2 separate regions of the Homo sapiens genome follow, and region 1 is linked to region 2. A link is a contact called in ENCODE Hi-C data. All regions are on one chromosome and are shown on one strand. The core of a region is the stretch at or near the end of the contact, and the rest is flanking DNA. Distances in the headings are between cores, read along the strand shown. Region 1 has its middle 140 kb from the start of MOCS2-DT. Region 2 overlaps ITGA1 (integrin subunit alpha 1).

Evidence for each region. A loop is a pair of places that touch in the nucleus more often than their neighbours do. Pooled maps may share reads with other maps.
Region 1: a map of IMR-90 shows a loop between it and region 2 (8-fold over the local background). The contact joins two enhancer-like sites. A Hi-C loop is called at or near these places in 1 of 168 maps with a recorded cell type or tissue (IMR-90), 1 of 37 single-sample maps with no recorded cell type and 5 of 50 pooled maps.

Annotation. Positions count from the first base shown.
Region 1 is chr5:53,244,696-53,247,707 of GRCh38, forward strand. No RefSeq gene overlaps it. Among named protein-coding and RNA genes, the nearest start is that of MOCS2-DT, 140 kb to the left of the region's middle. Within about 2 kb of position 1,501, at least 2 of the 41 ENCODE cell types and tissues checked have a DNase peak (open chromatin) inside an H3K27ac peak, as active enhancers do.
Region 2 is chr5:52,947,035-52,949,996 of GRCh38, forward strand. ITGA1 (integrin subunit alpha 1) reads left to right here. Exons shown (of 29, transcript NM_181501.2): 28 at 311-427. It overlaps ITGA2-AS1 (ITGA2 antisense RNA 1), which reads right to left. Exons shown (of 4, transcript NR_186583.1): 3 at 1,791-1,873. Among named protein-coding and RNA genes, the nearest start is that of ITGA2, 41 kb to the right of the region's middle. Within about 2 kb of position 1,648, at least 6 of the 41 ENCODE cell types and tissues checked have a DNase peak (open chromatin) inside an H3K27ac peak, as active enhancers do.

The DNA of each region.
Region 1 (3,012 bases), core at 251-2,750, 300 kb after region 2:
GGCGAATATATTAATTAATACTTAAAAATTAACTAGTCCTTTAAAATCAGTATGTTTGGTAAACCTATATTTCTCTTGTAAGGATACAAATACACACATATAAGATGTATGCATACATACATACAAACATACATGCACATATATACAGGAATTGGCCAAACTCTCTTGGATAGTCAGTGCTAGAGCAAGACATTAGTCCTACATTCTTGGTAATTAGTTTTCAAATTAATCATGAGTTTGGGCTGCCCTTAAACAATAAGGAAATGTCATCATAACCCCCATCTAGGAAAAGAATGCTGAGTGAAACTTCTGCTCTCATTTAGGAAAGCCTGATGGTGATTTCTATACATAGAGAGAGTGAATGAAGACACTTGAAGCTGTTAGATTGAAATACTGAAGGGGACAGGTTACAAGAGCAACCTGCTTTTTGGAGTCTTATACCCTAAGAGTTATTAAAAGAATGCAGCACAATGGGAAAAAAATAAATGCTTTCACAGCAAAATGCTTCCTAGTGCGACTGAGCATGTCTCAATTTAGCACATAGGCATTATTGATGAAATTTAAAAGGGCAGTACTATTTCAAAAATCCAACATTTTCTTTTAATTAATATTTTTTTTTACTTTAAGTTCCAGGATACATGTGCAGAACATGTAGGTTTGTTACATAGGTTTACATGTTTGCTACACCTATCAACCCATCATCTAGGTTTTAAGCCCTGCATGCATTAGCTATTTGTCCTGATGCTCTCCCTTGGCTCGCCCCCCAATCCCACGACAGGCCCCAGTGTGTGTTGTTCCCCTCCTTGTGTCCATGTGTTCTCACTGTCTTTTTATAAATTTTAAAAAGACTGTTTTTAAAATATGGAGCCAGAAATGTTTCATGTATAATGGCACATCTATGGTTGTTTAATGAATAAATTGAACAGGTGATAACTTTATGCTTGCCTAACAGTACACAGTTTTCTTTTTATAATCAACATTGATCAGAAGCAACATTAAAACTAAAAACAGGTTTTTTTTTTTCGGGGGAACAGAGTCTTGCTATGTTGCCTAAACTGGGCTTGAACTCCTGGGCTCAAGGGATCTTCCTGCTTTGGCCTCCCAAGAAGCTGGGCCTACAGGTTTACACCATTGTGCCTGACTATAGTTATTTTTATAATCAATAGTTTACTTCCAATATAATATAACAAAATGGTTGGAGCCCAACATCATACAAGTGATCTTATTAGCAATTCTGTGTACAATGTTTGCTTTTAAGATTTTCTCCTAATTACATAAGATAGATAGCACTGCATGCACAGAAAACAGTGTAAGTTATGAGGAAAAAACCCACAGCATAAAAAGAATGTTTTTCATTTAAATTGTTTTGCTTTTTAGACAGCTTGACTTGCTCAAAAGCAATAGGAGATCCTTGACTTCATTTCTATTTCAAAGCACAATCACCACTTAACATCTGTTTTTTTCTGGGCAGTTGAAACTATCTTGCTGACCGCATGACTGCAGATGAATGTTTAAAAAATCATCCAGTAATGTGCAATCTCATTTGAGGCAGGCACTATCCTGTCAATTTGAAGCAATTGTGAATAGTCCTTACTAAATATTTCTAATGCCATTTGATAGGTGTCACTGACTTTTAAGAAAACCACTGAGCCACTTCCTTTCCTGACTGTGTTTGGAATTACCGTACACATCTTTTTCCTGGCCTCTGGCAGAAGCTTGTAATGTAGATAAGTTCATATGGCTGGTTGGAAAGGAAGAAGGTGTGTATTACTAGACCCAGTACAACAAAAGGTGTGCACGGTTTCAACCAAAATTAAGAATAGGAGTGCCTTAGAGAGACGCTCCTGAAATTCTTCTACAGACGATACCCTGCTTTGGGGAATAATTTTTCTCACTATTAATGCTCCTCCTTTCTGTCTCCGTTTCCACCCACACTCCAAAACTGTAGTGAAACCAGTGTTCACTGTAAAAATAGTTATGAGGAAGTCTGAATAGCCAGAAAAGATTTGAATAAAAGGGATGACGATATGCCTGTATCACAAATGAGATCCTAAAAAATGTTTTTTTGTTTCGTTTTTCCAGAAGCTTCCATATGTGACTACTTTTTAAATTCTCTCCCATGGACACATTTATACCTTAAAACTTTGCCTTATCGTTTCCTTGGCTATGGGATGAAAGAGAGTTTCAGAATTCTTTCAACACCTTGCAGAACTGACATGATGTGTGGTATAGTTCAGGTCTGTATGCCTAAATTAAATTTTGTGTGTTTATAGAAGCAATTATGAACTTTCAAGGTTCTGTTCTTATAGAAATACTTAATATAGAAGATGAAAACCTCCTAATCCTTCCTCCAAAAAGAGAACCACTCTCAATATTCACTGCATATCACCATTTCCCAAGCAAAATATTTTTTCTATACATGTACTAGCATATATTATTACATCCTCTTTCTACAAACTTATTATTTGATCACAATTTCTAGCAAAAGTCCAGAAGGACAAGACTGTTTTCACCGTTTTCACATTCTTTTTCTTATGCTTTTTTTCCTTCTTCCTTGATCTAATTCCTTTCTTTAAAGAAGCATGGTCTTTGGTGATGGAGTTCATAGAAATTTCCTGACATTCTCCAAAAATTCTATTCAATATTAAACTATAGCATTCATAACTAACATTTTTTTCGTTCAGGAGAATTTACTAAATATATTCTAAGAAAGTTTGCTATAAAGAAAATTGCTGGCAAGTGAAACAATCTCTCTTCTGATTTCCATTTAAAATTAAATATGCCTAACAATTAAATATGTCTAACAAAGGATTAGAATTTCATAAACCTTTAAAGTTACATTTAAAAGAAAAGGGTTAATTTGTGACTAACGTAATTAACATTAACACTCAATATAACATCATGAAAAAATATATATTGACCAGCTTAGTTCTATTAGGATTTTTAAGAATGAAATGTTTTTGTAGTTCTCTGCCTAACAGTACTTCCAAAAGCATGGCATAAATAAATATT
Region 2 (2,962 bases), core at 398-2,897:
TACTTTGGTTCTCCCTGAGTTAAACAGAAATTCACTCCTCCCCTTGAGCATTCCAATCCATTGACATTTAACCCTTTATGTATAAATTTCAGAAGGATAATATTATAAATACCTTTTGGTAATAATAAATTTGACATAGTTAGAGATTTAGACTAGATGAAGAGCATTTTCTAATGTAAATCTAATGTTTTCTCATTATATAGTAACGAGATTAATGCACTGGTAGAGAATTGTAGCCTGCAAGAACTCAATGTTCCAGGAGTTCTAATAGGTGTTTATTATGTTAACAATCTTGTTTAATAATTTTCAGCTTGCTATTCAAATATCCAAAGATGGGCTACCGGGCAGAGTGCCATTATGGGTCATCCTGCTGAGTGCTTTTGCCGGATTGTTGCTGTTAATGCTGCTCATTTTAGCACTGTGGAAGGTAAACACCAAAATTCCTTTGACTCTCTACTTCAATCATCAACAGCAAACTGGAGAAATAAGCTCTGATATATTCAGACTATGTAATATAGTATTATTACAGCAATGAAACAAACGTTGAAATGATGACTAAGGGAAAGAAAAAAGAAAAATGCGTATTTCAAACACTGCACACAACTTGACCCAATTTTTGTAAAGGAAAAAAAACTTATTTTAAGTTAGAAATAGTCAAAAATTCACAAAAGTATCTTTCTAGAGTTTAGTATGATAGGGGACTTTCACATGTGTAACAATTAAAATTTTATAATAAGTATGTATTTCTTTTATAAACAGAGAACAATGAAAACTGTCTTTTATAGAGAAAGAAAAAATGAATTCCTATGTCAATTTAAGGATATATAAGCAGTAGATTCAAGGTTAAAATAAGCCTTGTTTTAATCACATCTCCATGTGTCTTAAATATCAAATAATTCTTTAATGTTTAAATATATATGGCACATTTTATGTAATAAATTGTGTGCCTGAGTGGAGGATAAGGGATCAGCTGATGTAGGGGAGATCTTAAAGTTTCACAGACTCCTATTTCAAATTCTGTGGTAAATGTGAGTAACCACCTATTTTGTGTCAAGTAACTCTGGATATTTATGTAATGTTTTGCTTAGGCTGAAATAGACATGATTTTTAAAACTCTTAGCAGCTGTATAATTTTCACATTAAGTAGAATTGAGATGACAGCTTTTGGGATAAGTTGAATAGAGAATAACATCCCATACAGAGTTGAATGTTTTTTCAATTAAATATCAAATAAGCATTTATTCTAGCATAATATCCCCCTAGATTTTACCTATTGTTTTGTTAAATAGTTAAATTATGTTAAAAATATAGGTTGTGGCTACATATTAATTGTTCTATTACCTGAGCAACATAATTATTTAATCAAATAGTTTAAATAGCAAGTTTCTCTCCCACTGAAATACCAACTGTTCCTATCCTTTCTTACTCTCCTATGACTCACTTCCTCTTTTGAGGGGCTTAGTCTCAGAGGAGATGGTGAACAAAGCCAGATGTAGGTCAGTGGCATTTAATTCAGTAAATAGAATCCATGGCTTTTCTCTAGCAAAGTTCCCCAAACAAAATTCTCCACTATAGCCAATGTCCAGCTCTTCCTTCTACTTTATAAGGGATCAGTGTTCTCTCTGTAATACCTAGCTTTGCCACACTGTGGTACCCAAGGCCTGGCTTATTGGTGTCAAGGTTGTACTTGAAATATAGGAAGTGGTTTCTTCATTTCTATGCACCTCTAATAGAGAGTGTTACTGTTGATTTTTTTCAGCATAGTCTTCTGTTCTCAGCACTGCACTTACCTCTATGGTTTTAGAACACCGCTGGCAGGAGAAGAGGAAAACCAGAGCTGATATTTGGATAGGTTCTTTCAGGCCTTGTACCTCTGTTTCAGACAAACAAATAGGAAATTTCAGTCACCTATTTTTCAGTCAGTAGTCTGAAAAAGCATAAATGTAAAACTAAGCTCATTGTTTCATCCAGATAATGATGTGTTGATACATTCTGACAGCTTCTTAGGTTATTATTAATATTATTATTATTGCAGGCCCAAAAGAAGATCATTTGACAAACTTTGGGCTGTCTTACCCGGTAGAAATAGTTCAGCCACTTCATTGGGAGGCCCAGCAATCAGAACTGTGATTCTAAGGTAGAAGGGAAGAAACTAGCTCTTATCGAATGCTTACTATGTGCAGGGAGCTATTTTAAACATTTCTGCTTTAAGCATTCCCACTTAATACTCATATCAACCTTATGAGGTCGTATGAACCTCCTCTTTTAAGTGAAGAACATAAAATTTAAGTATATTTCCCAAAGACACATAGTGAGATTCAGAGTAAGGATCTGAATTCTGTGCCAAAACCACTGACTATTATCACTCTGTGTTCTCTCTTGCTTCCATTCACTCTGGTGTCCTTGCAACAATCTTTTCGACCAAGTATTTTAACTACATTTTACACCTGAGGACATTAAAGCAAAGGGAGGTAAAGTGACTCTCCCATGATTACTAGCTAGTAAATGACTGGATTCAAGGAATGATCTACAGAGCTCTTTCTTTTTCCAATATATCCTACTGCTGCAGGCTATAGGGTAGGGCTCTTTACTCTGGAGCTCCAGGAGTTGGGTTTTGTTCAAGAGAGTCATGAACTCTCTTAAACACATAATACTGTCTTTGGTTTTGGAATGAGGGTCCCTGGTTGGATTCAGACTTTCGGTAGTTCCATTATATCAAGAAGGCTAATCCCACTTCCCCCTACTTTAAAGTTCTGTTGGAAGCTGCCTGAAGCATGAGTTCAGTTGCAGTAGGTTCAGAAGAGCTACTCTTATCCCAGACATCTTTTTTATTCTAACTAGATCTGGATCAGACACCTCAGGACTATCCCTTCTTCCTTCCTTTCCTGAATCCCACCAGTTTGGAGTTCATTGGAACTCCCAAGTCTGAGTCTCTGTGTAAGAGACAGGCCAAAAGTTTCTC